4 separate regions of the Homo sapiens genome follow, and regions 1, 2 and 4 are each linked to region 3. A link is an interaction called in ENCODE POLR2A ChIA-PET data of the cell type or tissue named here. Cell type or tissue: MCF 10A. All regions are shown on one strand. Each heading gives the region's core, and the rest is flanking DNA. Links, peaks and the distances in the headings are about the cores only. Region 1 overlaps LOC107985436 (a long non-coding RNA gene). Region 2 has its middle 86 kb from the start of SULF2. Region 3 has its middle 25 kb from the start of SULF2. Region 4 has its middle 88 kb from the start of LINC01523.

The links. ChIA-PET counts read pairs that join two places held together with the same protein. Peaks named below come from ENCODE experiments on the same cell type or tissue, not always from the same donor. Only the 100,000 strongest peaks of a DNase experiment are listed, where the experiment ranks them.
Region 1: POLR2A ChIA-PET joins it to region 3 with 5 read pairs; 2 of 35 experiments call an interaction of 5 or more read pairs at or near these places.
Region 2: POLR2A ChIA-PET joins it to region 3 with 5 read pairs; 2 of 35 experiments call an interaction of 5 or more read pairs at or near these places.
Region 4: POLR2A ChIA-PET joins it to region 3 with 6 read pairs; 2 of 35 experiments call an interaction of 5 or more read pairs at or near these places.

What each region holds. Positions count from the first base shown.
Region 1 is chr20:47,992,849-48,000,635 of GRCh38, reverse strand. All of the region lies in intron 1 of LOC107985436 (a long non-coding RNA gene), which reads right to left. Among named protein-coding and RNA genes, the nearest start is that of LINC01522, 6.6 kb to the right of the region's middle. RefSeq lists an enhancer at 7,064-7,564. In MCF 10A, for the core only: no CTCF peak of the experiment used is centred there; no DNase peak of the experiment used is centred there.
Region 2 is chr20:47,867,718-47,875,504 of GRCh38, reverse strand. It overlaps the pseudogene RNA5SP486. Among named protein-coding and RNA genes, the nearest start is that of SULF2, 86 kb to the right of the region's middle. RefSeq lists an enhancer at 7,032-7,562. In MCF 10A, for the core only: no CTCF peak of the experiment used is centred there; no DNase peak of the experiment used is centred there.
Region 3 is chr20:47,806,411-47,814,197 of GRCh38, reverse strand. No RefSeq gene overlaps it. Among named protein-coding and RNA genes, the nearest start is that of SULF2, 25 kb to the right of the region's middle. RefSeq lists enhancers at 4,012-4,592, 4,593-5,174. In MCF 10A, for the core only: no CTCF peak of the experiment used is centred there; DNase peaks (open chromatin) are centred at 3,667 and 4,357.
Region 4 is chr20:47,891,649-47,899,435 of GRCh38, reverse strand. No RefSeq gene overlaps it. Among named protein-coding and RNA genes, the nearest start is that of LINC01523, 88 kb to the left of the region's middle. RefSeq lists an enhancer at 4,114-5,050. In MCF 10A, for the core only: no CTCF peak of the experiment used is centred there; no DNase peak of the experiment used is centred there.

The sequences.
Region 1 (7,787 bases), core at 2,108-4,607, 190 kb before region 3:
AAAGAAAGAAAGAAAGAAAGAAAAGAAAATAGAAAGAGGGAGGGAGGAAGGGAAGGAAGGAAGGAAGGAAGGAAGGAAGGAAGGAAGGAAGGAAGGAAGGAAAGAAAGAAAAGAAAGAAGGAAAGACCTGAAGCTGGGTAATTTATGAAGAAAAGAGGTTTAATTGGCTCATGGTTCTACAGGCTATCCTGGAAGCATAATAGCTTCTGCTTTTGGGGAGGCCTCAAGACTCTCACAAATATGGCAGAAGGCAAAGGGACAGCTGGCATGTCAAACGGCCGGAGCAGCAAGAGAGAGTGAGGGGAGCTGCCACACACTTTTAAACAACCAAATCTTATGAGAACTCACTCAGGACCGGGGGGGATGGGGCTAAACCATTCATAAAAACTCCACGCATCTCTCACTCATCTCCCACCAGGCCCCACCTCCAACACTGGGGATTACAATTCTACATGAGATTTGGTGGGGACACAGGCCCAAACCATATCGGTATGTGTTGAATCACAAGGGGTGTGAGGAAGCCTTCTGGCTGTTGGAAATGATCTGTATCTGCCCCTGAGAGTTGTCACATGTGTGTGTCCATGGAAAAGTGTACTGTGTTTATACTTAAGAAGTGATCGAACCTAACCTTAGATGCTCCCACTGAGATTCTTCTACTGAATCTGTGGTCTTTCAAGTTTAGCCATTCGGTGGATCTATATTTGTTCACAGTTACAGGTACTGTGAATCCTGTGACTATTACCATGTATAGTGTCGGTAGAATTGGCCTTAGGGCACCATATTGATGAGTTCCTCATAAAAAGACAATTATAGATGTCCCTCAGTATCCCTGGGAGATTGATTCTAGGACCCACCCACCCCCGCCCCCCACGGATATCCACAGATGCTAAAGTACTTTGTATAAAAAGACATAGTGTTTGCATGTAACCTATGCGTATCTTCCCATGTACTTTAAATCATTTCTAGGTTATGATACCTAACACAATGTAAATACTAGGTAAATAGTTTTTATACTATACTGACTTTTCAAATTTGTTTTCCTTTTTAACTTTGGTTTTTTTGTTTTAGTTTATTTAAATCCACATTCTGCATAACATATTGATTTTTTAATCTGTATTTTTAAATTGTTGGGTTTTTTTTTTCAAATGTTTTTTATTCACAGTCAGTTGAATCCACAGATACAAAACCCATGGATAGAAACAGCTGACTATACATCTTACTCACATTCTATGGCTGAAGTCCAGCTACAGGGTGCCCTTAGATGGGGGTGAGAGAAAATTAGCAAAGATCATGTGACCCAAGGTGGGGAAATCCAGCCCTCTTTATTTGGGCTTCAGCAAGAGCTGACCAAATCATCTCTTTTTTCCAACAAAGGGCATTTTTAAGTTTCATGAAGCCAGAACAGAGGAACTGAACTAAATAATAATGTTGGGTGTTTTTTTTTTTAAATAAAGAATGCTTCCTAGTGAATTCCATGCTGCCAATTCATGCCAACATTGAGGCCTACAGCATGGATAATTTGGACCTGCTGCTGAGAGGAGTAAGACTTTGTGGTAGCTGAGGGCAAGATTTCATAGACCTAGGATGCTCCTGGATCCTAAAAGGGAACTGTTGCAAGCATGCGCCAGCCAGGCCAGACCCCAACTGTGGTGGTTGCCATGGTGACAACACAATGGATTCATCAGGGAAAATGTGGCAACATCTCTGGTCTTAGGGAAGTGCTTGTGGTAATCAATTCCACCCTGGCCTCTTCAAGGGCAAGCCTAAACACAGTTAGGCAGAGATATTGAAGCGTTTGCTCTCCCTGCTCCGTCCCTTGGTCAAGTTATTTCTCGGTTCAGCAGGAGGCCAGGAGCTTCCCTGTAGACCATGCACACCCTGTTCTGCAGAGAGAAGCCGAGCATCCTCCCTGGAAGTACTCAGGCCCTACTCGGGTGCACAGAACCTTCAGTTCACAAAATGCGCCTGAGCTGCTCTTCCCACCAGCTTCGCTGAGGTTTGAAAGAGCCATATTAGTGTTCTTTTTTTATTCCTGTAAGACATATTATTTTCCCACCTTTCACACACACACACACACACACACACACAGGCATGCATGTGTGCACATCTATTTTCCAGAGAACAAGTGTTATCTGTTATGTCATTCAGCTAGAAGGAAGTTCACACAGCTTTTCACAGACCTGTCTTCAACTCACAGAAAAAAATCCCTTTCTGAACATCCCTGACACCTTCTCAGCCTCCCTTTTTGAGATGGAGTCTTGCTCTGTGGCCCAGGCTGGAGTGCAATGGCACGATCTCAGCTCACTGCAAGCTCCGCCTCCCCAGTTCACGCCATTCGCCTGCCTCAGCCTCCCGAGTAGCTGGGACTACAGGCATCCGCCACCACGCCTGGCTAATTTTTTGTATTTTTAGTAGAGATGGGGTTTCACTGTGTAAGCCAGGATGGTCTCGATCTCCTGACCTCGTGATCTGCCCGCCTTGGCCTCCCAAAGTGCTGGGATTACAGGCATGAGCCACCGTGCCCTGACCCCCGTCTTCTTAAATACCTGAGGGGTATGGCATATATCAGTTAGCATGTTTGGTGTTGCAAACAACAACAACAAAAATCAAACTGAACTAAACCTTAAAGGAAGCATTAGGTTTCTCCAGTTGAGGTAGAGGGCCTCAAATGGGTTTGATGAGTCTTGGCTCTGTTTCTTTGTACATCTCCTGCTCTGACTCCAATGCCAGAGACTTCATTCCCTCTGAATTTCCTCGTGGTCACAGACTACTGTTTGCATCCTCACTTTCCAGGAGGGAAAAAGCTTCTGTTTCCCAGCTGTGAATCAAAAGTCTTATCTTCCAAATCAATTAATGTAATCCATCACATCAACAGGCTAAAGAAGAAAAATCACATGATTATATCAATAGCTGCAGAAAAAGCACTTGACAAAATTCAACACTCATTCCTGATAAAAACTCAGTGAACTAGGAATAGAGAGGAACTTCCTCAATTTAATAAATAGCTACAAAATCCCACAGCTAACATCACACTTAATACCAAGAAACTCCACTTAGCTTTCCCACTAAGATCAGGAACAAGAAAAAGATGTTCCTTCTCCCCACTGCTTTTCAACATTGCACTGGATGTCCTAGATAATGCAAGTCCTAGCTAAGATAAGAAAAGGAAATAAAAGGCATATAGATTGGGAAGAAAGAAATAAAGCTATCTTTGCCTATAGATGGTCTGGATTGTCTATGCAGACACACTGAAATAATCAACAAAATAACTCCTAGAACTAATAAATTATTATAGTGAGGTTGCAAGATACAAGGTTGATATACAAAAGTCAATCACTTTCCTATTTAGCAGCAATGAACAAGTGGAATTTGAAATTTAAGATGCAATACCGTTCACATTAGCACTCTTCAAAATGAAATAGTTATAAAACTCACAAAATATGTACAGGTTCCATATGAGGAAAACTTCAAAACTCTGAGGAAAAGAACTTTTTAAGCTAAATAAATGGAGAGATAGTCCAGGTTCATAAATAGGAAGACTCAGTATTGTCAAGATGTCAGCTCTTCCCAACTTGATCAACAGATTCAATGCAATCCCAATCAAAATTCCTGCAAGTTATATTGAGGATATTGACAAACCGATTCTAAAGTTTTTATGGAGAAGTAAAAGACCCAGAATAGCCAGGCACGGTGGCTCACGCCTGTAATCCCAGCATTTTGGGAGGCCAAGGTGGGTGGATCACAAGGTCAGGAGATCGAGACCATCCTGACCAACATGGTGAAACCCCATCTCTACTAAAAATACAAAAAAAAAAAAAAAAAATAGCCAGGCATGGTGGTGTGCACCTGTAGTCCCAGCTACTTGGGAGGCTGAGGCAGGAGAATTTGCTTGAACGTGGGAGGCGGAGGTTGCAGTGAGCCGAGATCACACCACTGTACTTCAGCCTGGGCAACAAAGTGAGACTCTGTCTCAAAAAAAAAAAAAAAAAAAAAAAAAGAGACACAGAATAGCCAACACATAGTAAAAGAGAACAAAATTGGAGGACTCACACTACCTGACCTCAAGACTTACTGTAAAGCTACAGTAATCAAGACACTATGGTACTGGTCACATTGATAGATCAATGAAACAGAATAGAGAGCCCAGAAATAGACCCACATAAATAGAGTCAACTAATCTTTGACAAAGGAGCAAAACCAGTACAAATGAGGCAAAGACCTCTCAACAAATGGTGCTCCAACAACTGGACATTTACCTGAAAAAAAACAAAACAAAACAATGAACCTAGTCGCACAGTTTACATCCTTTACAAAAGTAACTCAAAATGGAACACAGACCTAAACATAAAATGCAGACTATAAAATTCCTAGAAGATAACATAGGAGAAAATCAAGATGACCTTGGGTTTGGTGATGACTTTATAGATGCACCAAAGGTATAATTCATGAAAGAAAGAATTGATGAGCTGAACTCCATTACAATTGAAATGTAATGCTCTGCAAAAGATACTGTCAAGAGAATGAAAAGGCAAGCCCCAGACTGGGAGAAAATATTTGCAAAAGACACATCTGATAAAGGACTGTTACCCAAAATATAAAAAGAACTCTTAAAACTAAACAATAAGAAAACAATCCAACTAAAAATGGGTCAAAGATCTTAAACTACACCTCACCAAAGAAGACGTACAGATGGCAAATAAGCATATAAAAAGATGCCCGCTGTAGTACGCAATTAGGGAAATGCAAATTAAAACAATGAGACTGGCCCCGGTGCCTCATACCTGTAATTCCAACACTTTGGGAGGCCGAGATGGGAAGATCCCTTGAGCCCAGGAGTTTGAGACCAGATTGGGCAATGTAGGGAGGCCTCGTCTCTATTAAAAAAAAAAAAAATTAGATACCAGTAACCACCTATTAAAATAGAGAAAATCCAAAACTCTGACAACAAATGCTGATGAGGATGTGGAGCAATAAGAGCTCTAATTTACTGCTGGCAGGAATGCAAAATGGTACAGCTACTGTGGAAGACAATTTGTCAGTTTCTTGCAAAACTAAACCTGCTCTTACCATACGATCCAGCAGCAGTCATGCCCCTTGCTATTTACCCAAATGAGTTAAAAGCTCATGTTCACAAAAAAAGCCCTGCTTATGGATATTTACAGCAGCTTCATTCATAGTTGTCAAAACTTAAAAGCAACCAAGATGTCCTACAGTAGGCAAATGGATAAATAAACTGTGATAAATCCAGATAATGGAATATTATTCAGCACCAAAAAGAAATGAGCAATCAAGACATGAAAAGACAAGAAGGAACCCTCAAAGCCTATGGCTAAATGAAAGAAACCAGCCTGAAAGGCCATGTACTATATGATTCCAACCATACAACATTATAGAAACGGCAAAACTATGACAGAAGATCAGAAAATTAGTGGTTGCGAGGGATTGGGGAAAGGGAGCAATGAACAGGTGTAGCACAAAGGATTTTTAGGGCAGTGAAAATACTCTGTGTAATATTATAAGGATGAACATATGTCACTGTACATGTATCCAAACCCATAGAATGTATAAAACGAAGAATGGAGCCTAATGTGAACTATAGTCTTTGGATGATAATGATGTGTCAATGTAGGTTCATCGATTTTAGCAAATGTGTCACTCTGGTGTGAGATGTTGATGGGGAAGATGTACAGGTGAGGGGGCCAGGGATATGTGAAAATCCTCCGAAACCTTCTGCTGATTTTGCTGTTAATCTAAAACTGCTCCAAAAAATAGTCTATTACAATTGAAAAAGTTCTGTCTTCACTCTGATTGGATCAATTCTGAACCAATTCCAGTGGCTAAGGGGAATACTGTGCATTCATTGGCTTAGCCCTGGGTTATGTGATCACCTGTGAACCAATCTCAGTGGCGAGGGGAACGTGATCCTGCCGTGGACCCATCTTCAGATCTCCAAATGTTTTCATGATGAAATATTTCACCTTTCTTAGTCAGTCTGGATGGTCTAGACTTGAAAAAGTAATTGACTCGTCTTCCAGCTCTCTTCCCATACACCTGAGTTAAACCAGACACTGTTAACTCCTAAGGATGGGGGCTGCAGGACTCACAGAGAAAATGGATGCAGAGAGCTGGCCTCCAGGGCCATCATGCTAACAGAAGAGGCAAAACACACGTGCTCACACAAGCACACTGTTCCACAGCAGCCAGGCCTATGCAAGCCTACCCTCAAAATTCCGAGGAAGCTGAAAGGATGAACAGAGAGGCTGACAAATCCAGTTTCTTAGGAAGAAACATGTAATAGGGATGTGCAAACAAAAGCCATGTCTGTCTCCTGGTTGGAGGTGAGACAAGGTGATGCATCCCCACACCATTACTCCCCAGACCCACAGGGAAGGGGTGATTCAGAAGGGATGTGTAGAACTATTGAAGTAAGATAACATCAAGGTTGTTTGAACTAAGGGCAGGATTTACAGTAAGTACCTGCTCTTACACAAGGAACAATAGATAAACTGAAAATCTTAGAAGTCTTCCTGAAACTGGGAGTAATCAGAAGCCAACATGGTGGATTCACTTCCGAAATGGAACTTCTCTGGCCTCCACATATGTACACATGTGCACGCACACACACACACACACACACCCTGCACACGTGCTCACAGGCACACACCCCAGTGCACATAGACATATGCACACACATACACCATGCACTTCTCTGGAAGAGAGGGGTCTAGGGAATAATCCACTTCCTGGAGACCCCCATGGCTCCACCATCACAATGTGGGTTGACAGTTTGAGGTATGTATTAGTCCACTTCTAAAAAATAAAGTTTTTTTTTTTCTTAATGGAGCTTCTAAACTGTTGCACAAAAAAAGGAGGCTAAGATGACGTCCAGCAAGAAAGTCATCTGTATAAAAAGATCTCTGTCATGAGTGGGGCCCAGAAGTCAGGGTAATGCCCAGGAAGGACCCCAGACAGACCAGAGGAGTCAAGTCCTGACGCCGAGTGCAGGGGCTCAGAAGTCAGGGTAATGCCCAGGAAGGACTCCAGACAGACCAGAGGAGTTGAGTCCTGATGCCGAGTGCAGGGGCTCATAGCCCAGCCTCCCTGCAGGACCTCACTCACTGAGGTACCCACCCCAACAACAGGGCAACTCCAAGGGCCCCTTGCACCTCAATATTCCATGAGGATCTCCAATGTTGAGTTTCCAAGGGCAATTAGTGAGAAAAGAGAAAACAAGAAACCAGTCAGGCAGGCAGTTAGGGTGGGTCCTCAGTTGAATTCTTTCAAACAAAGGAACAGCCTGATAACTCGAGCTACAGGCACAGATAAGGGAACTTGCACAGGGGAGCTTGCCTGAGACATGCTTACGTCTGCACAGGTAATAAAGGCTACACAGGTGACTTGCCCGGACATGCCCATAATGGAAAATTCCATCCGCTAACACATAAACAGTAAGAAGAACAAACAATATGAAGTAACTCAAGCTAAGGGGCCACAGGTGCATTAGGAGGATGGGGTGGAGCTACCAGAAATTCGAGCCTTACACAAATGAGATGCCCAGCCCTCATCAGTTTCTTATAAAAGCCTTTGCATTCAACTGTAAAAACGGCAACCCTCTTTCAGGCTCCGTCTCTGTGGCAGAGAGCTTTCTTCTTTTACTTATTAAACTTTCACTCCAACCTCACCCTTTGTGTCCATGCTCCTTAATTCTCTTGGTCCTGAGACAAAGAACTCTGGATGAGATCAATTGGAAAGATAGTAACATTTGGAAATGACATGCTACCTAGGGA
Region 2 (7,787 bases), core at 3,029-5,528, 61 kb before region 3:
AGACAGCATCGCTGACCTGGCTCTCAGACCCCTGCTTCCCATGGCAGAGTTCCCAGCCAAGCATTTCCTGAAAATCAGTCTTCACAGATTTTCTCCTGAGATGTGGCCAAGGCCCTGAAACAGAGGTCTCCCCTCCCACCCGGGTTCTTACCTGTGAAACAGGCCATGGTGGGAATGGGGAGGAAAAGATCAGCCTTAGACAAGGAGGCCCTCCCATGGGGACGTCCAAAGAGAAAGATCGGACCCATCAAACCTCAGAGGCTGCCCTTGGACCAAACCCCCACAGGTCCCTGCCCCCGTCCAGTCCCACCTCCCACCACTCACCCCTGTGTCCACTCGGTCATGGCCACACTGGCCTCTCCGCTGGTCTTGGACAGACCAGGCTTCCCGGAACCTCAAGGTCTTGGCACGTGCTGGCCCCTCCTCCTAGAATGTGCCCCCACCCCCAACCCCATCCTCACCCAGTTACCTCCAGGAGCCTCGTCACCTGTCACATCTCAGATGAATGTCACCTCCTTGGGGGGATTCTCCTGTGTCCTCATCACCTCCTCGCCCAGGCCCAGGGCCCAGGTCAGGTCCCCCAAGGCCCCTCTTATCAAACTGTGGTGTCTTTTCTTCCCAGCCAGGACCACGTGTAATGAAACAAGGCCGTTGTTATCTGAGGACAACCCGTACAACTAAAAAGCCCATTCAAGGTAAATTCAATTAAATTGAGTACCAAAGTTTCACAACAAATGCTTTGTGATTTAGTTAACAAACATTTACCTTGGACTCACTTTAGGCCAGGCGCTGTTCCCCGTACTCCATGTGTATTAAATCATATACTCTCCAAAACACAGGCACTACTACCTCACCGTCCCCATTTTGCAGATGAAAACACAGAGGCACAGAAAGGTGGTTGCTTGTGTAGAAATTGGCATCATCAGGACTGGATCAGGTCACCCTGCACCAGAGCCCCTGCTGTCAGCCACACACTCACCACCTCTTCTGAAAAAAAAAAAAAAGAAAAAAAGAAAAGAGAAAAGCTTAACTACAGCTTTATCAAAAAATATGAAATTAAATTGGCGAAAATGAGTTTTTCTCTCCTATTCAACAACATTTAGGTTATAGTGGCAAACGTGCCCTAATTCTTGTTTTGTTTTTTTGTTATGTTTTGTTTTAAGACAAAGTCTCACTCTGTCGCCAGGCTGGAGTGCAGTGGCGCGATCTTGGCTCACTGCAACCTCCACCTCCTGGGTTCAAGTGATTCTTCTGCCTCAGCTTCCCAAGTAGCTGGGACTACAGGTGCACACCACCACGCCCAGCTAATTTTTGTATTTTTAGTAGAGACGGGGTTTCACCATGTTGGCCAGGATGGTCTCCATTTCTTGACCTCATGTTCCGCCCACCTTGGCCTCCCAAAGTGCTGAGATTACAGGCCTGAGCCACCACGCCCAGCCTGTGCCCTAATTCTTAATCAAAGAATGAATCAAGTTCTCATTTTTCAACATAATTCTTCTAATAAAATTGTAGCGACAGTCAACCTCTTTCCCCCCAGGTTTGAGTTTTGCAGCCTGATCAAAGGAGACATTTTCAAAAACCGTTAGGGGCTTCAGAGCCTCCACAGGGGTCTCTCCTCCTCCTGACATGGTCTGTGTTCCCTTTGGGAGATCCTGCTTCATCCTCATCCCTGCTGGTTCCACTTCTTCAGTGTTTATTGGTCTACATCTGCCAGGTCCTCACTGCTGGACTTTGTGGGTGATTCAAGTAATGCTTCCCGTTGCATGGCAGGATATACAGGCTCACCCACAGCCCCATGGTGCACCCACCCCACATCCACTGTGAGACCCCTAGTAGGGACCAGACAGTCCCTCACACCCAGTGGAGTGCAGGCAGCTGGCTCTGAGAGCCAACTGTGAAATGTTCAGAAACTTTGCTAATTTGTGGTTACATCTTTGGTAGCTTGAAATCAGCCATGGTGGGAATATTTACACCAGGGAAACTGGCAATTGCTACAAATCAGGGTTGTTGGGGTCTTTTTTCCAGAAGAGCTTTTTACATTTTTTTTAACCAGCACCCACTGCAGTCACACCCACCCATGGCCCTCACTTTGAGATGAGGCACTTGTTATCAAATTTACCAAATTTGGGGGCACCTTACCCAGGGACTCCAATATCCAGGCCCCAGCTGTCTCCTCTTCACCTGCTTCCCTCAAAGGGGACACTGAATCCCAAAGCCCCTATGCTGACACCACTCCTGCTCCTCAGCACCATCCCAGGCGGTCTCCCATCCAAGTACCAGCGAGGCCCAACACTGCTTAGCTTCTGAGCAGGAAGCCAACAGCACCATCCCCTGACAGGGCCCCTGCCTGAGTCCTAAGACACGCATTCAGTGGGTCCACAGATGTTTACTGAATGCTCAATGTGTCCAAGGACTGTCCTAAGAACTAGAGCAATTTTCTTGGGAGTGGTTGGTCACCAAGTAGTTCAGGGATCTCAGACATGTGAGAACGCACACTCTGGCTGAATGCACTCATCAGAGAGGAGAGGAGTGCAACAGTTTGCAATAAAATAGGCCTCTCCTTTGCCATCCAGGGACACACAAAGAAGAAACAGTGAACAGCCAGTACTTCACCCGGATTCAGGCACATCGCAACCCATGTGGCATCCTCCCTGTGACACAGGAACGGGGTGGGATAGGAGTTCTCTGGCCACTTGCCTCCCAAGCTTATCCATGGGAATGCACCTCCATCCCAAGCTGTCAGGGAGAACCACAAGACCCCCCCTCGGCCGGCAGGAAGCTGGCCCCACCCTTTTCTCCATTCACCCCCTCACTTTCTCCTCTCCTCCACTGACACTCCTCAACTCCCTGGACTGTCCACTCCGCCCCAGACCTTATCTCTTCTGCCCCCACTGTGGCGTGACAGTCAGTCATTCCTGTCTGGTCCAGAACTGCCCAGGAGGGTGAGAGCTGGGGGAGGACAGGACCCCGCAGGATGACGTGGCCTCAAAAAAGAGCGTCTGAAACATATCAGAGCCTTGTGAGGCTTCAACTGCCAGCAAGTCCCATCTACCGACTCTGTCTTCTTTGCACAAACAGCGTCTGCCTCCTTCCTGGCCTGTTGTTACCAGAATCTCAAGAGATGCCAGACCCCAGGAAATGTGGACAGAAGGGCTCTGATCTGTCTCATCTGTTTGACTATTTGATTAATATCCTCCTTTGCTCTGCCTTCCCCACCATTTCATCATCAGGCCCAGCCACAGGCTTGGCACGTTGCAGGCACTAAACAAATACTTTCCTGAACGAATGATGGACACTTTGGTTTGGACGGGGGCTATTAAATTTTTGACCTTGGGGTGAGAACCATTTCACACACTTTCAATAATCAAGAAATCTTTCATTATAATTCATTCATCAAAGGTATTTTTTCTTTCTGAGATGTTGATTTAGTTCCTATTTTCGTTTCTTTGTCCATGTGGGAAATAAACAGCAAATTGCCTGCATGTAGAATGTATTCAGTGGAGCTGCCTTAATTAGCTAATTTACTCATGTCTCACTGGAGAGCAATCAGAAAGAGTCCTTGTCAGTGCTGTTTAAGTTTGCAAAAGTGTCCTTCCCTCCCAGAGCTGCCGGTGTCATGGGTGGCTGGGGCTGGGGAAGGGGCAATATATTCCCACCCTCTCACCCTAATTTCCACACCCAGCCGCTGACTCCATTGTAAGAGCACAGGGCAAAGCCTTCCTGTGCCTAAGATTATTTCTCGGGAGCATCTTCAAATTGCAGAGGAAGCCCCTGAGTTTATGCCCATGGTGCTCTGAACCCTGTAAAGGGCTGGCCAGGGGTGGGGAGGCTGTGCCCAGATCAGCCCCACCCTCCACTCAGGGCTCACCCCAGCCACCAAGTCCCCCAAGGGCCTCCACTCCTCACTGTGAAGCAAGGAGTGGAGCACCCTGATGGGGTAGGGTCCTGCCAGGGTCATGTCCCACAGACTGTGTAAGAAGCAAAGGAGACAGCACCTGCTTTCCAAGGCCTGTCCAATGGGCCAAGGTTCAACTTAGGTGAGAGGGCCAGGCTGTCCCTACTCATGTTTCAGCTCAAGGGACACAACCCTTCCTGCTACAAAGCTTCCTTTTACAAACAGATAAACCTTGGTCAGGGTTTTTTATTTTTTGCTTTTATTTTTATTTTGAGATAGGGTCTCACTAAGTCACCCAGGCTGGAGTACTGTGGCACAATCATAGCTCATTGCAGCCTCTACCTTCTGGGCTCAAGTGATCCTAACACCTCAGCCTCCCAAGTAGCTGGGACTACAGGTGCACACCACCACACCCAGCTAATTTTCTTATTTTCTGTAGAGACAGGGTCTCACTATGTTGCCCAGGCTGGTCTCGAACTCCTGGGCTCAAGCCTAGGCCTCCCAAAGTGCTGGGATTATAGGCATGAGCCGCCATGCCCAGCCAAGGATTTTTTAAATCTCTATGTCCAGGAAGCTTTCCACCAATATCACCTTATGGCTAATTAGCTTAATCATATTTCTTTGCTGAACATCATTATCTGAGATGCCCAGTGTTTATTTTGTGGCCAAGGGACAGGTTTGCGGCTTCTCTAAGCCCTGATTTTCTTGCCTCTTAAAGGTTGCCATTGGAAGGAGATGAATAACGTAAAAGCAAGTACCTAACACAGTGCCTGGTTCAGACATGCTAATCAATAAATCCCTTCCTTCCATTCTGCCTTCCACATTTGCTTCTTTTTTTCTTTCCCTCCTTTCCTTCCTCCCTCCTCTTTGCCTTATTATCCTTCTCCTGAATGACAGAGAGACAATTGCTTTTCAGTCTGTCCACATTTATCCTTTAGTCAGAAAAAAAAAAAGTGTCTGCTTTCAATGGCACACACAGGCAGCAGTGATAGGAGATATATTTACAGAGCAGTCAAAGGGCCAAAGGTTTGCCTCCAACCTCAATACGTGTTTCTTGTCTGATTTATTTGATTTTATTTTTATTTTCTCCAACTTACTATTTGGAAAAATGTTAAAGCTATAGAAAAATTTTGGCCGGGCGTGGTGGCTCCTGCCTGTAATACTAGCACTTTGGGAGGCCGAGGACGGTGGATCACCTGAGGTCAGGAGTTCGGGACCAGCCTGGCCAACATGGCGAAACCGCGTCTCTACTAAAAATACATAAAATTAGCCGGGGCGTGGTGGCGCACCCCTGTAATCCCAGCTACTCAGGAGCCTGAGGCAGGAGAATCGCTTGAACCTGGGGGAAGCAGAGGCGGGCAGATCACGAGGTCAGGAGATTGAGACCATCCTGGCTAACATGGTGAAACCCTGTCTCTACTAAAAATACAAAAAATTAGCAGGACGTGGTTGCAAGCACCTGTAGTCCCAGCTACTTTGGAGGCTGAGGCAGGAGAATGGCGTGAACCTGGGAGGCAGGACTTGCAATGAGCCGAGATCGTGCCACTGCACTCCAGCCTGGGCGACAGAGCAAGACTCTGTCTCAAAAAAAAAAAAAAAAATAGATCTACAAAGTGTCCAAACCATTTTCACCTCCAATAATGTAATATTGATGCAGAAATATAGCTTATACCAAGCTTGTCCAGCCCATGGCCCGCAGGCCACATGTGGCCCAGAATGGCTTTGAATGTAGCCCAACACAATTTTTTTTCTTAAAACATTATGAGATTTTTTTTCTGGCAATTTTTTAAAACTCATCAGCTATTGTTAGTGTTAGTGTATTTTATGTGTGGCCCAAGACGATTCTTCTTCTTCCAGTGTGGCCCAGGGAAGCCAAAAGATTGAATATCCCTGGCTTATAAGTCCAAATTTCGAGCTTTTTTTCCTCATTCTGGGATCCCATGGATGGTCATGCATGGTCTTTGGTTGTCATGACCCATCTCCTAGAACAGTGCACCCTCCTCGTTTGTTTCTCATGATATTGACGTGTTGTTAAGATTTCATCTTGTACCAGAAAATCAGAAAGTCCTCAAAGGGGGCAATCAGAACAAACCACAAAATAGAAGCTGGAAGAATAGGGCTCCCACTGGCCAGATGTAGGAACGTAAGAACATAAAACAATTTCGGTGGTGGCTGTGAATGCATGGAGTAAAAAAGAATCCCTGAGTCCATAACCATACTGAAAATAGTGACTGAGAGAACGGACAGTTCTTCCTGGAGGAAGGCCTGCTGGTAAATGTACAAGACCATTTGCAACCTTCAATGTAATCATTGTACGTAGACCATCAGTGGATGCAAAACCACTGGGGGAAGATTTTGACAAACAGGGTGTCCACAAGGTCCCAAAATATCACCACACATGTTATTTGGCAATTTCAAAGGGAAAGGGATCCTTTACAACAGAGAACTCTGATGGCCAGCACCTTAACCAAGCACCCAACTCAAACTCAGCACGAGACATCATCGCCTGGCTGCGATGAGCCAGGCGGAGGCTCCTTCTGCAGCAATCCTGGCCACGGTGTTGGGGCTGAACCTCCCCCAGGGAAAGAAGGAGACTCACGCAGACTTCGGGCCCTCCTGCAGGCCAGCGGTCCGGGCTCCCATCTAACCTCACTCGGGTGGCCCATAGACACGCTTTGCTTTGAGCCCTATCTCCTGCCAGGCCCTGTGCTGGTGCTGGAGATGTGGAGATGGATGCTTTGCTTTCAAGGATGGGGAAGATGGTCGAGTCTGTGACCGGGGTCTTGGGCACTTGGACAACTTCCAAAACAATTGTGACACCTCCACTAAAGGAAGAAATGAAAATACACGTATCTGTTGTTTCTTCTCCTGAACAAACCAGGTGGAACCGTTTCAAAAAAAAAAAAAAATGTGTCGCTAGAGGTACACTCAGGAGCGATTTGTGGGCTCTTGGTCATCCTATCAAGTGAGATGCCAGGGGTAATAGGGACCATTATCGTCACTCTGCCGTCAGGATTCATGACTGCAGCATCAAAGGGTAGCTGTACAAAAGCATCAGAAAAACACCCGGTGTAATGGGAGCTTTTATCAGCGGTCTGAGTCCCTCTCTGGAGCTGCCGCTGTTGGGAACACTAACTTGGCTGCAAACAGTAGCAACAGGCTTCGGAGTCAGCCCAGAAGCAGCAGGAGATGGAGTCTGCATCAGCCAAATCAGGGGCGACTTTGCCTGGGATCTGGGTTCTTTAAAGATGCCAAATATCCATCTCAGAAGCCTGCAGAGGCGGACCCAGGAGGCGTCACTCACTCAGCGCATATTTAAGCAAGGCCGACTGTGCTCCAGGCACAGTTGTAGTCTCTGGCCACAGCAAAGAACAAAACAGACCCCTGTCTTCAGGGAGCTCATGACCCAGAGGATAAGCAGGTGACAGCCCAAGACAGTGCACAAAGCAGAAGCTGGTGGTGCCGCGTGGGTCCCGCAAGCCTCACCGTCTTTGCCCTACCATGGCTTCTTGCTGCCCCTGCTCTCCTGCGGGGCCTCCTCGGGCTGCAGGAGCCTGTGTGACCTGGGAGTGGAGTCCTGGAAAGCTGCCCTGGGCGAATGGAAGCTGCAGGGGAGCAGATCTGGCCTCCCCGCCTCTCCAGTGCACCCCTCTGAGGCCGCTCCTCAGCGTCTCCCTGAGGTCCCCAGCACAGCTGAGCACCAGTGGCCCACCGTGGGCACCTGCTCCTTATCCCATCAGGATGGGCGTTTTTTCCTTCCCGTCTCCCTCCCCGCGGTCCTGCCCTCTCTTCCCGGGGACTTCTCCAGATGAACTGAGTCACGCCCAGTCTCAAAGGCACCAAGGCCCCGCGGTGCGCATCTGAGGCTGCATCTGCCCCACCTGCTGCTGTG
Region 3 (7,787 bases), core at 3,206-5,705:
AGTGGCATTAACTACATTCACACCATTGTGCTACGATCACCACCATCCCTCAACAGAACTTTTCATCTGGCAAAACTGAAACTCTGTATCCGTTAAATACGACTCCATTCTCCTTCCCCTCAGCCCTTGGCGGTCACCATTCCACCTTGTCTTTATAATCTGACTACTCTAGGTACCTCCTATAAGTGGAATCATACCGTATTTGTCCTTTTGTGACTGGCTTATTTCGTTCAGCATAAAGTCCTCAAGCTTCATCCGTGTTGCAGCATGTGTCAGAATCTCCTTCCTTTCTAAGGCTGAGTAATATTCCATCGTAGGGATATACCACATTTTCTTTATCTATTCATCTGTCAATGGACACGTGGATTGCTTCCGTCTTTTGGACATTGTAAATAATACTGCTATGAGCCTGTGTGTACAGATACCTCTTCAAGTCCTTGCTTTCAATTTTTTGGGGTATATACCCAGAAAGGAATCGCTGGACCACATGGTAATTATATGTTTAATGTTCCGAGGAACAGCCATACTGTTTTCCATATGGGTATACAATTATACCCCCATGGTATACCCCTATAGTATACAATTATACCCCCATGGTAACCCCTATGGTATACAATTATACCCCCATGGTATACCCCTATGGTATAATTCCATAGGGTATAGCCATAGGGGTATACAATTGACATTTCCATCAATAGTGCACAAGGGTTCCAGTTTTTCCACACCGACACCAACACTTGTTAGTTTCTGTTTTCTTGATAGTAGACATCCTAATGAGCATGAGATGGTATCTCATTGTGGTTTGGGTTTGCATTTTTCTAATGATTAGTGGTGCTGAGCATCTTTTCTTGTGTTTATGGGCCATCTGTATATCTTCTTTGGAGAAATCTTTATTCAAGTCCTTTGCTCATTTTATAATAGGGTTATTTCTTTTTTTGTTGTTGAGTTGTAGGAGTTTGTTTTTAATATCCTGGATATTAGCCCCTTATATATATTTCAAACATTTTCTCCCATTTCATAGGTTACCTTTCACTCTGCTGTGTCTTTAGATGCAAAGTGTTTAATATTGCTGTAGTCCAATGTATCTATTTTTTCTTTTGCTGTCTACACTTTTAGTTTCACATTCAATAAATCGTTGCCAAATCCAATGTCATGAAGCTTCTCTCTTATGTTTTATTCTAGGAGTTTTACAGTTTTAGGTTTGTGTTTAGGTTTTTTATCCATTTTGAGTTAATTTTTATATATGATAAAAGGTTCTTTTGTATGTAGATATACAGTTTTTGCAACACCATTTGTTGAAGGGACTGTTCTTTCTCCATTGAGCGGTCTTAGCATCTTTGTCGAAGATCATCTGCCCTACATGTGAGGGTTTAATTCTGGGCTGTCTGTACTGTTCCCTTGGTCTACACACCTATCTTTATGTCAGTATGATACTGTTTTGATTACTGTAGCTTTGCAGTAAGTTTTGAAATCAGGAAGTGTGATGTCTCTAACCATTCTTCTTTTTCAAGATTGTTTTGGCTATTTGAGGTGCCTTGAGGTTCCATATGAATTTTAGTATAAATTTTTCTATTTCCACAAAAAAATTAGAATTTTGATAGGGGTTGCATTGAATCTATAGATCGCTTTGGAAGGTAAGGGCATTTTACCAGTATTAAGTCCTCTGATTCATGAGCATCATCTGGTGTCTGCATTTATTTGTGTCTGCTTTAATTTTTCAGCAATTTTTATAGTTTTTTATAGTTTTTGGTACAAATCTTCTGCCTCTTCAAATTTATTCCTGTCTTTTATTCTTTTTGATGCTATAGTAAATTGAATTGTTTTCTTAATTTTCTTTCTGAATTGTTCATATTCACTGATTTTTGCACATTGATTTTATATCCTGCAACTTGTCAAATCCACTTATTAGTTCTAACAGGGGGATTTGTAGAATCTTTAGGGTTTTCTGCATATAAGATCATGTCACTTGAGTACAGAGATAATTTTACTTCTTCCTTTCCAATTTGGATGCCTTTTATTTATTGTTCTTGCCTAATTGCTCTGACTAGGAGTTCCACTGCTATGTTGAACAGAAGTGCTTCTTCCACTAGTTTTCGCTCAGTAGATTCCTTCTCTGCATTCGAGTCTCAACTCAAATATGATCTCCTAACAGACAGCAATCCCGGACGCTCCCTAGTCCCCAGTCCCTTGCTATCACATCAACACACTTTATTTTCCACCATTTAGTATGATCTGAAATTACACTGTGTATTTGTTTAATTGTTCATTTCCTGTTTTGCTTCCTGCACGGGGGTTCCATGGGTACAGGGACCTGTCCTTCTTGCATGCCCCATGCCTAGGATGGGGTCTGGCACAAAGACATTCCTTGATAAATGTTTGTTGAATGAATTGGTCAAAGATGGGACTGAGGCACCAGCAGTTGTAGGCTCCCATGCCCCTGGCAATGCTTCCTTCTCTCAAGAGTTTTCTTCTCTGCCCGCCCACAAAACGTCTTCATCCAAATAGGTTGATTCCTTGCCATCCTCTACAATTGCTCTGAGCGACTGCAGTCGGTCATCTAAGTGGGGATGCATAGCAGTGGCCCAGGATTAGAGGTGCAGAGGACATGCCTTTCTTATCAGGGATAGTCCTAATAACAATATCTTATTTACAACTCACTTCACAGCCTGCATGTACTTAAGCATCTGCCATCCCTGAAAGAGAAAGATAAACACAATTGAGACATTTAGGCAGAAAATGAAGGGAAGATGAAAAGGTTTAAAAATGAGCAAGGGATGCATTTTCCAGCATTGAATGAGAGCATAGGTTTCTTCCTGGTTTCAAGATAAAAGAGAAAAACCTGAAGGAGAAAAACACTCAAAAAAGGTGATGCTTTATCCTGAAGATTAGCCCACAGCAGACTGTCAGGGAATCTATAGTAACGGAGACTCTAGGATAAATTTTTTTAAATTAAGAAGCAGAAGGAGAAAAGGCAGCAGCCCTGAGCCTCGACTTTGGAACGTCCTCCATCCGTCTGCGTCTGTCATCAGCTGGCAGAGTGGGTGCATGGCAGGGGGAGCCAGGGCCATTGTTCCTCCCCTCAGCCCTTTCTGCTCTCAGTTTAGGGATAACCAATGTTTGATGGCTTGTCTCTCAAGAGCGATTAGAAGCAAAGCTGCTCATTACAGGCTAAATCTCAAAGCGCTCCTACAGAAATCTCACTTCCTAAGCCCAAAGCCCTGATCCCGGGCTGCATTTTGACAAGGCTCATCTGTGACCCTGACCGGCACCAGCGGACGACGATGGGCTGACACACACAGCACTTACTGCGGGCCGGGGACTGCAGTTCTGAGCTCTCCGGGTGCATGAACTTGCTTAATCCTCACTGAGCTCAACGATGCTATTGGGATTCAGCTCACAGATGAACAGAGCCGGGCTGGGCAGAATCAATGCTCCCTGGGCCCATGGCTGCAGGACAGCGGAGCCACTTCCAGGACCCCTGGCCAGCACCAGGCCCACACCACTGACCACTGCCCACTGATGGTGCTCTTGACAGAAAAGGGGCCTCAGTGACAGCCCTGATACCAATATTGCTCCAGATGCCTCTTTCCAGGAAAAAGTCCTCTTCTGAGACAGTGAATCCAGTGAACCAGACTTTTCCAGGGCTCTCAGAATTTTGGCTGCATTCCCACAGTTAGAAGTGTTGGAACCAATTTGTTCTAAAGAGAGTGTGGAAATCTCTATGAAAGCCACCAGTCACCACCCTAACATGAAAGAGGGACATTCGAAAGGAGATTTCTAGGAGGGAATTAGCAGGAGGAGACACTTTGGCCCAAGACAAAGAGCAGGGCTTCGAGAAACCACCGGCAGAGGCTGGGCTACTCTCCAAGCAGGACAGCATCTCTCAGACTATTCTTCCCCCAAGAGTGCTGGGAACCTCCGAGGGCAGAGGGGATGCTGGACTGGACCCATCTGGGAAGGGGTCCGCTGAGTGGGGGTTCCCTAAGGCTTTACATGGGGCAGGAATTGAAGGTGAGGTTTGCAACAAGGGGTGCATTCCCAGCGCCCCAGTGTCTGAAAAGCATGCAGTATGGAGCCCCAGCGTGTTTCTGAATGCTCCTCTCCCACCGTCCCATGCACCTATTTTATGTCAGGTACCGTTGAAGCAGATCCTGAGAGGAGGACCTTCATGCAAGGACTGGATCTAGGATCTGCACCAGAGAAGACGAGAAAGGGGTAGGGAGAGGGGATCAGGAAGAGCAGGAAGCCGGGCCAGGGTGCGGCCTTAAGCCAAGCCCCTTAGGGAGGGAGGCAGGCTTCAGCCCACCCTGCAGGGGAATCCAGCCCAGGGTGTGAGTCACAGCCACTCCTTGTCCTGCCTCAGGGCAGGGAGCTGGGCTTCCGGACACCTGCACTCCAGACACAACCAGCTCTCTGTTGAGGCAAGGCAGATCCAGGAGCCCCAGGGCCATCCTCTTATGAGAGCCAGAGCTGTGGCCCATGGAGGGGAAGGAAGGTACAGCCACCAGGGCCAGGCGATGAACACAAAATGCAGAAGAGAATCCCAGGGCACAGAGGCTGGCACCCCCGCTGGCCGCTCCTTATTTCTCTGCTCACTGCCTGTGGGACCCTCAGCCTGTCGCGCGCCCTCCCTGAGCCTGTTTCCCCAGCTCCAGAGTGAGAATCGTCATAACTGCCCTGACCTCCAAGGGCTGCCATAAAACCAGGAGAAACTGTCCAGAAAACCCAGCACAGCTGGGACCAGCAGCGGGCTCATTAAGAAAGCTAAATATGCTAAAGTGGGTGGGGAATCCAAAAAAAAAAAAAACCCGTTTACACTCACAGCTTTATACAGTTAAAAGAAAACATGCAACTCTCCTATAATTGACGAATATTTTCATGCCAGGGCTAATGACTTTCTTCATAATGTGGGCCTGCTGTTGGATTCTCCCATTGTCTTTGTTCTTTATATAATTCTACAATGTTCAGTTTTGGCTTCTTTGAAGTGGAATGAGGGTATGAAAACACTTGCCACGCAATCCGGGTGCAGGATCCTTCCACACCAGCATTGTCCAGTAGAAATAGAATGTGAATCACAAACATAATTTAAAATGTTTCAGTAACCGCATTAGGAAAAAAAAACTAAAAAGAAACAGAATAAATTAATTTCAATGATATATTTTATTTAACCCAACATACCTAAAATATTATTTCAACATACAATAAATGTAAAAATGAAGGTCATTTACATTTTTCATTCTAAGTCTTCAAACTCTGGTGTGAGTTTTACCCTTCCAGTGCACCTCCATGTTTATCAGATATACTTGACTTCTATTTCGATTTTAGAAATTTGACAGCTGAAAAAGTAGATTCACATAAACAACTATCCCCAAACATATTTAAAAGCTTTCCAATAACTGAATCACATATCAGTTTTTAATCATTTAAATTAATTAAAATTGAACAAAATTAAAAATTCAACTTCTCAGTCACATCAGCCACATTTTTAAAAAATATTTTTTAAGTTAGAGATGGAGGCCGGGCGCGGTGGCTCAAGCCTGTAATCCCAGCACTTTGGGAGGCTGAGGCAGGCTGATCACCTGAGGTTGTGAATTCGAGAGCAGCCTGACCAACATGGAGAAACCCTGTCTCTACTAAAAAAAAAATAAAAATACAAAAAATTAGCTGGGTGTGGTGGCACATGCCTGTAATCCCAGCTACTTGGGAGGCTGAGGCAGGAGAATCACTTGAACCCGGAGGCGGAGGTTGTGGTGAGCCGCTATCATGCCATTGCTCTCCAGCCTGGGCAACAAGAGAGAAACTCAGTCTCAAAATAAATAAATAAATAAAATTAAATAAAATTAGAGATGGGGGTCCTGCTATGTTGACCAGGCTGGTCTCAAACTCTTGGCCTCAAGCTATTCTCTCATCTCGGCCTCCCAAAGTACTGAGATTGCAGGTGTGAGCCACCACGTCCAGTCACATCAGCCACATTTAATGTGCTCAGTAGTCACATGCAGCAATGACTATTTCTTTCAACCCTTTTTTTTTTTTTTGAGACAGAGTCTCTTTGTTGCCCAGGCTGGAGTGCAGTGGCACGATCTCGGCTCACTGCAACCTCTGCCTCCTAGGTTCATGCGATTCTCATGCCTCAGCCTCCTAAGTAGCTGGAGCTACAGGTGGGTGCCACCATATCTGGCTAATTTTTTTTGGATTATTAGTAGAGTTGGGGTTTCACCATGTTGGCAAGGCTGGTCTCAAACTCCTGACCTCTCAAGTGATCTGCTCCCCTCAGCCTCCCAAAGTGCTGAGATTACAGGCTCTCCCACCCAGGCTGGAGTATAGTGGCACATTCATAGCTCACTGCAGCCTCGAATCCCCAGGCTCAAGAAATCTTCCCATCTCAGCCTCCCAAGTAGTTGGGACTACGGTTGTGCATACCACACCCAGCTAATTTTTTTTTTTTTTTTAAGTAGAGACAGAATCTCCCTACATTGCCCAAGCTGGTCTTGAATTCCTGGGCTCAAGTGATCCTCTGGCCTCAGCCTCCCAAAGTTCTGGGATTACAGGCATGAGCCATGGTGCCCTGCCTGCAGCAATGACTATTATATTGGGCAATTACTGGGCAGTTCTCAATATTTTTCTGATCTCTTTTTCAGCTTTTTGCCCTTAAGAGATCTTTCCAGACAATTCAACTTGGTGTTCATAAAAACAGCAACTCCCTTTCTTTTTCCCCTCCTAATTATCCGTTTGCTATGTTTACTAAGTTTTGCAATTGCAATGCCAGGTATATCCAGAGTAAACAGGTTTGGAAACAAACCCCTGAATTTCAGCAGGCAGAGAACACGATGGGCATTTCAGAGAGTGGCAGATAGCCCCAAGCTGTGGGCTTGTCCCTCTACTTACAGAGGAACGGAGGGCTTGGAAGCATCAGGGGAGTGAGTTAAGGGAGTTGCACAGAGAAGATTCTACTCTGCATTGAAAGCTCTAATTTCAGTGAGTAGCACGCAAAAAGTAATTGTTGTCATCTCTGCTAGTCTAAAAGCACACCACTCCACCAAAGCCCTGCTCAGACGGCTGCCTAACCAATATCCTTCTTCACGTTCCTCCTCCTGACAGAAGCCTGACTTTGTCCTGGTGTCTACCTGTTCCCCATGCAGCCCCTTGGTTCAGGGGATGCTGACGTGGTCCTCAGCTTCAGGGTCATCCCAATTAGTCTACAGTTACTACATTCAGCAATCTCCTGGTGATTGTCAGTGGTCCCGGAAGGGACACATGGGCCAAGATGGCCAATTGTACTGAAGACAAGGAGTACATCCCACACTTGAAGGAGTGATTTCTCTCTCAATGCCAGGGGACCTGTGATAGGGACAGGAGGCAGAGAAACTCTGGGCAGAAGAGGGCGGTCCCCAGCAAGGGTCCTACCCTCAAACCTGGAACCATGGCCCGAAGTGAGAACACGGATTCCTGTTTTCTGACTTGAATGTTGCCTTTCCAAAACCACACATGACACGCCCCACCCCCCATCCTGTGCCATAAAAACCCCAGGCTTCTCCAGCAGAGAAGAGGAGAAGTAGCTGGACGTTGGAGAGAAGCAGCTTGACTTCAGAGGGACGGCTTGACAGTGTTGCTTCGAAGAGGATGAAGAGAATGTTCCCCAGCGGGGAAAGATTATCTTCCCGCTCTATCCCTTTTCCATCTCCCCTTTCATCGGCAATAAAATCCTCCATATTCACCACCGTCCAATTCGTTCATGCGACCTGATTTTTCCTGGATGCAAAATAAGAGCTCAGGTGCCACAGGTGTGG
Region 4 (7,787 bases), core at 2,999-5,498, 85 kb before region 3:
GCTGCCAGAACTCACACAATATCATTCTACACCAAAACCTCATGGGAAAAATGGTAAGTTCTCAGTTTCTCCATTAATAGCAACTCTCAGATTAATCGCTGTCCTCCATCGCTTCTCCATGAAACAACTTTTTATAGCTTTGCTTGCGTCTATTTTTCCATTTTTTTTAATTTTGCTAACTGATTGAAAGATATATATTGTGTGTGTGTGATTTTGTCTCTGTCAGCCAGGATAATCATGGTTTAATTCTTATTATTTTTATTACCAACATCCTTTAGTTTTTTAAGCTTTTCAATTCCTAAGGGTATTAATCAAGATCTTTCTGTCTCATGAGACACAGAAAACAAATCCAAACTGTGTAAGAGGAAAAAGAATGCATTCATCACTAGCATTGAGGAGTTCCCAAGCTTAGCTTGCTTGGGGTACAGCTACGTCTACCATTTCCAGGGTCATCCTGTAACTCTCTCTCTCTGCTTCCCCAACTTTGGCTCCATGTTTAGCTCCACGACCCTCAGGCTTAAACAGCTGTACTGGCCGCTCCCCAGATCTCCAGCTCCCTGACCCTCAAACTCCAACTGCAGCACCAGCTCCGCCCCGGGTCTCCAGCTCCACAATCCTCAAACTACAACAGCAGCACCAGCTCCCCTGTGGATCTCCAGCTCAATGACTCTCAGACTTGGGAGGCGGCACCGGCTCCCCACCAAGCCTCCAGCTCCACAACCCTCAAACTAGAAAGCAGCACCGGCTACTCCCTGGGTCTCCAGTTCCCTCAAACTTCAGCTATAGCACTGGCTCTTCCCCGTGGCCACCAGCTCTGCAAACCTCAACTTACACAGTGGTAGCACCAGCTCCTCCCTAGGTCTCCAGCTACACGACCGTCAAAATTGAACTGCAACACCAGCTCCTCTTTGGCCTCCAGCTCCACAATCCTCCAACAACAACAGCAACACCGGCTCCTCCCTGAATCTCCAGCTCAACAACCCTCAGACTTGAGAGGCAGCACCGGCACCTCCCCAAGACTCCAGCTCCATGACCCTCAGATTTGAACAGCGGTAGCACCAGCTCCTGTCCAGGTCTCCAGCTTCACGATCCTTAAACTAGAACAGCAGTACCGCCGCCTCCGTAGGTTTCCAGTTCCATGATCCTAAGACATGAATGAAAGAACTGGGTCACCCCAGGGCTCCAACTCCAAGACCCACAGATTTGAACGGCAGCACCGGCTCTTCCTGGGATCTGCAGCTCCACAGCCTTCAAACTAGATCAGCAGCTCCGACTCCTCCCTGGGTCTCCAGCTACACAATCCTCAGACATGAACAATAATAGCACCGGCTCCTCCTTGGGTCTCCAGCTTCACTACCCTCAGACTAGAACAGCAACACCAGTTCCTCCCTGGGTCTCCAGCTCTACAATCCTCAGACATAAACAGCAGAAGCACCAGCTCCTACCCTTGTCTCCACTTCCACGACCCTCAAACTACAACAGCAGTACCGGCCTCTCCCCAGGTCTCCAGATCCATGACCCTCAAAATAGAATGGCATCATCGGATCCCTCCTGGGTCTCCAGCTCCCAAACCCTCAAACTTCAATTGACACACCGGATGCTCCCCACAGTTAAACAGCAGCACGGGCCGTTCCCAAAAGCTCCAGATCCACGACCCTCTGACTTAAATGGCAGTAGCACCGGCTCCTCCCTAGGTCTCCAGTTCCACAACCCTCAAACTACACAGCAGCACCGGCTCCTCCCCAGGTCCACAACTCCACCACCCTCATACGAGACACCAAGACTACCTCCTCCCCGCTCTCCAGCTACACGACCCTCAGTCTTGAACAGCAGCAGCTCCTCCCTGTGCCTCAAGCCCCATGACCCTCAGACTTGAACAAGAACAACACCATCTCCCCCCAGGGCTCCAGCTCGGGGACCCACAGATTTAAACAGCAGCACCGGCTCTTCCTGTGATCTCCAGCTCCACTAACCTCAAACTAGAATAGCAGCACCAGCTCCTCCTTTGGTCTCCAGCTTCACTACCGTCAGGCTAGAACAGCAACACCGGTTCCTCCCTGGGTCTCCAGCTCAATGACTCTCAGATTTGAAAGGCAGCACCGGCTCCTCACAAAGTTTCTGGCTCCAAGGCCCTCAAACTAGAATAGCAGCAGCTGCTGCATCTTGGGTCTCCAGCTCCACAATCCTCAAAGTAGAAAAGCAGCCCTGGCTCCTCCCCGAGTCTCCAGCTCCTCAAGTCTGAGGGTTGTAGAGCTGGAGACCCGGGGAGGAGTCAGTGCTGCTGTTCTACTTTGAGGGTCGTGGATCTGGAGACCCAGGGTGGAGCCGGTGCTGCTGTTCTAGTGTGAGGGTCATGGAGCTGGAAGACCCCGGGAGGAGCTGCTGCTGCTGTTCTAGTGTGAGGGTCATGGAGCTGGAAGACCCCGGGAGGAGCTGCTGCTGCTCTCCTAGTTTAAAGGTCATGGAGCTGGAGACCCGGAAAGGAGCCATTTGAACAGCAGCACTGGCCTCTCCCCAGGTCTCAGGCTCCACGACCCTCAGACTTAAAAAGCTGTAGTACGGGCTTCTCCCTGGGTCTCCAGCTCTACAACCCTCAGACATGAACAGCACCACCGGCTCCTCCCCCTGTCTCCAGTTCCACGAACCTCAAACTACAACAGCAGTACCAGCCTCTCCCCAGGTCCCCAGATCCACGACCCTCAAAATAGAATGGCATCATCAGCTCCTCCCTGGGTCTCCAGCTCCCAAACCCTCAAACTTCAATGGACACAGCACATCCTCCCCACAGTTAAACAGCAGCATGGGCTGTTCCCCAAAGCTCCAGATCCATGACCCTCTGACTTAAATGGTGGTAGCACCAGCTCCTCCCTAGGTCTCCAGTTCCATGACCCTCAAACTACACAGTAGCACCGGCCCCACCCCAGGTCCACAGCTCCACCAACCTCACATTAGACACTAAGACTACCTCCTCCCCACTGTCCAGCTACACAACCCTCAGCCTTAAACAACAGCAGCACCAGCTCTTACCTGGGTCTCCAGCACCACAACCCTCAGCCTTAAACAACAGCAGCACCAGCTCCTCCCTGTGTCTCAAGCTCCACAACCCTCAGACTAGAACCGCACCCCTCCTCCCTGAGTCTGCAGCTCCATGACCCTCAAACTACAACAGCAACACAGGCTCCTCCCTGAATCTCCAGCTCAACAACTCTCAGACTTGAGAGGCAGAACCGGCAACTCCCCAGAACTCTAGATCTGTTCAGACTAGAACAGCAACACCGGTTCCTCTCTGGATCTCCAGCTCAGTGACTCTCAGACTTCAAAGGCAGCACCAGCTCCTCCGTGGATCTCCAGATCCACAACATTCAAACCAACATGGCTCCTCCCTGGGTCTGCAGCTCCACGACCCTCAAACTAGAACAAGACCTCTCCTCCCTGGGCCGCCAGCTTCCTGACCTTCAAACTACAACAACACTGCTCCTCCCTGGGTCTGCAGGTCCATGACCCTCAGACCAGAACAAGACCTCTCCTCCCTGGGTCGCCAGCTTCCTGACCCTCGAATTACAACAACCTTGCTCCTCCCTGGGTCTGCAGCTCCACAACCCTGAAACTAGAACAAAATTTCTCCTACCTGAGTCGCCAGCTTCCTGACACTCGAACGACAACAAAATTGCTCCTCCCTGGGTCGGCAGCTCCACGACCCTCAAACTCGAACAAGACTTCTCCTCCCCAGGGTGCCAGCTACCGGACCTTCAACTTACATCAACATTGCTCCTCCCTGGGTCTGCGGCTCCACGACCCTCAAACCAGAACAAGACCTCTCCTCCCTGGGTCGCCAGCTTCCTGACCCTCGAACTAAAACAACAATGCTCCTCCCTGGGTCAGAAGCTCCACGACCCTGAAACTAGAACAAGACCTCTCCTCCCTGGGTCGCCAGTTTCCGGACCCTTGAACTACAACAAAATGGCTCCTCCCTGGGTCTGCAGCTCCACGACCCTCGAACTCGAACAAGACTTGTCTTCCCCAAGTTGCCAGCTACCAGACCCTCGAACTACAACAACATTGCTCCACCCTGGGTCTGTAGCTCCACGACCCTCAGACCGGATCAAGACCTCTCCTCCCTGGGTCGCCAGCTTCCGGACCCTCAAATTACAACAAAATTGCTCCTCCCTGGGTCGGCAGCTCCACGACCCTCACAATAGAACAAGACCTCTCCTCCCTGGGTCGCCAGCTTCCGGACCCTTGAACTACAACAAAATTGCTCCTCCCTGGGTTGGCAGCTCCACGACCCTCAAACTCCAACAAGACTTCTCCTCCCCGAGTTGCCAGCTGCCAGACCCTCGAATTACAACAACATTGCCCCTCCCTGGGTCTGCAGCTCCACGACCCTCAGACTAGTACAAGACCTCTCCCTGGGTCGCCAGCTTCCTGACCGTCGAACTACAACAAAATTGCTCCTCCCTGCGTCTGCAGCTCCACGACCCTCACACCAGAAGAAGACCTCTCCTCCCTGGGTCGCCAGCTTCCTGACCCTCGAACTACAACAAAATTGCTCCTCCCTGGGTCTGCAGCTCCACGACCCTCAGACCAGAACAAGACCTCTCCTCCCTGGGTCGCCAGCTTTCTGACCCTCGAACTATAACAACAATGCTCCTGCCTCAGTCTGCAGCTCCACGACCCTGAAACTAGAACAAGACGTCTCCTCCCTAAGTCTCCAGCTCCAACACCCTCAGATCTGAGCAGCGGCAGCACCAGCTCCTTTCTGGGTCTTCTGTTTCACGATCCTTAAATTAGAACAGCAGCACCATCTTCTCCCTGGGTCTCCAGCTCCACGAAACTCAAGCTAGAATAGCAGCACCGGCTCCTCTGGGATCTTCAGCTCCACGACCCTAAGACATCAGTGGCAGCACCGGCTCCTCCCCTGGACTCCAGCTCCAGGACCCTCAAACTTGAACAGAAACACCAGCTCCTCCCCAGGCCTCCAGCTCCTTGACCCTCATAAACAATCCCTTCTCATGAAATGTAGCAGTCAGGAAAACTGTAGAGGAAGTAAATAAATAAATGTTTTCCTTTCAAATTGATGTTTCTTTTCTGTTCACGCAAGTCAGAAAACTTTTCTACTTTCCATCAACCTTGCAACCTGCTTGCATTCATTTGTAAGATGGAAATCCATCATTTGAAATAACCTTTAAAAACTTAGTAGTTCTTTTTTACTATGATCTTATCTCACAGCTCTAGAAACGATCTTTCACTTTGCCTGTGCAGAAGTCTTGTGAACATTCAAACTATGAATTTACTTGGTTGAGATTCCTAGAATACACATTATCCCCAGATGTTCCTGCCCTTCTTAAAATCTTCTAACACGTTCCCCTCACCCGAGCATACGTGCCAGGTCCTATCCACAGCCCACAGTGCCCAGCACGGCCCTGCCCTCTGCCCTGACCTTATGGTCTCCCCTCTGCTGTTACTTTCCTCCCAGACAGGCCTCTGTCACTTCCTCAAACCACACAGGTTCAGGCCTGACTCCGGGCCTTTGCCCCTGCTGTGCCCCCTGCATGGAGCGCCTTTCCCCGGCTCCCCATCCTCCTCTCCACCGGCTCAGCTCCAGCCTGCTGGCCGCCCCTCAGTCCATGAACACACGATGTCCTCCCCCCAGGCCTTTGCACATGCTGTTCTCTGTGCCTGAAACCCGTCCCCCCTCACCATCTGCGTTCACTTTTCTAATTTCCATTCATCCTTGGAGTCTCCCCTGAAATATCGCCCCCCGCCTGCCCCCACCACTTGGACTTAACCTTGCTTAGGTTGAAAACCCCCATCTCCTGACTCCAGGAAGCTAGATGCTATCCTGGCACTTGGAACTTTCCCATCACAGCGTTTTGCGCACTCGTAATTTATTCTATTAGGTTGGTGCAAAAGTCATCACAGTTTTGTCATTGCTTTTAATGAATGGCAGCTCCGGCTCCTCCCGCTTTTGATTGCCATTACCTTTACTGGCAAAAGCCGGAATTACTGCTGCATCAACCTAATAGAATAATTTATATTTATTCACCTATCATCTGTCTTCCCCTCTAGAAAGTAAGCTCCATGAGAATAGGGACCAAATCTACTCCAATCACTCCACCTTCCTAGCACATTGTCAATAATTATTCACCGACTGACTGATGGAGAAATATCTTCATTGTTGCTGGGATGAGCCACATAACATGACATGCCCCTTTGAAAGTCAATGTCATGGACAGTTAGCGTTTGCTTTTCACTCCTGCACCCGTGGCTTGGCTGGGCTTAGGCTGATCTAGTCTGGGCTTGACTCCAGGCTGAGGGTTGGAACCCTGCGTGCTCCACACGCCTCTCATCCTGCAGCTGGAGCCGAAGTTCCCTGGGGCACGCTCGTCTCGTGGGAAAAATCAAGAGCATTAGAGGGCAGGCCTGGCAGTGCCAACACATTCCAGGCTTCTGCCTGTGCCGTGTCTATGAAAATCTTGTTGGCATAAGCAAGTTACCCAGCCACGAGCAATACCTATGGGATGGATAAGTCTATCCACCCTCCCTCGGGCCCTGGTAAGGACGTGGATGTGTCATACTCTTACAGGGGTAGTGAAATAGTGAGGCCCAACATTAAATCACCTACAGCAAGATACATCAGCCTCTGTGTCCCCACGCTGGAATCATGCTTCACCAGCAGGTTTACCTGAGCTGACTCCCCTTTGCAATGGTGCCTGCAGGTTTAGGCCAATGCTGTTCCTTGTGGAAGACAGAGAAGCCTCAGTTGGCCTCCGACTGTTGGCAAGAACAACATATTAAGTTGGCACAAAACAACCAGAAGCCCCAGGTGGCCCGTGCCCAGTGAGATAGGAGAGGGGCAGGAAGAACTGTGGAAGCTCAGGGAGGCTCTCATCCCCAGCCCCCTCCCCACTAGTCCCCATCTCTGCTTTCTTTTTCCTGTTTTTTTTTTTGTTTTGTTTTGTTTTTTTGAGACAGGGTCTGACTCTGTCACCCAGGCTGGAGTGCAATGTTGTGATCTTGGCTTACTCCAACCTCTGCATCCCAGGCTCAAGTAGTCCTCCCACTTCAGCCTCCCCAGTGGCTGGGACCAGAGGCACATGCCACCACACCCAGCTAAATGTTTTGTTTTTGTTTTGTAGAGACAGGGTTTTGTTGTGTTGCCCAGGCTGGTCTCGAACTCCTGAGCTCAAGCAATCTGTCCACCCAGCTAAATGTTTTGTTTTTGTTTTGTAGAGACAGGGTTTTTTTGTGTTGCCCAGGCTGGTCTCGAACTCCTGAGCTCAGGCAATCTGCCCACCTACACCTCCCAAAATTCTGGGATTGCAGACATGAGTCACTGAGTCCAGCCTGCTTTATTTTTTTTAACAGTACTTGGAACCTTCTAATGTACTAAGTACACATGTATTTTCTTTTTTTTCCTCTCTTCCCTAGAATAGGAGCTTAACGTGGGCGAGTATTTTTGTTTATCTCATTTATCACCCTATCCCCAGTGGCTGGAATAGCGTCTGGCACATGAATGGTGTGTTCTAAATAAATATTTTTAACAAATAAATGAAATATCCTACAAGAGAAAGCTAGTATTTGGAACTCACCCATCAACAGAACCAAAAAGCCGAAGACCTTCAGCCTGTCCCTACCTCTGAATGCACCCAGCCCCAGCAGATTAAAAACAGGAACAAAGTTGGGGAAGGGAGCAGGTGGTGCCACCCCGACCAAGGACCCCTGAGGCTTAGGCTGAATTTGAGCTGGAGAAGGGACTAACCTAGGAACTGGGCGTGAGATTAAAG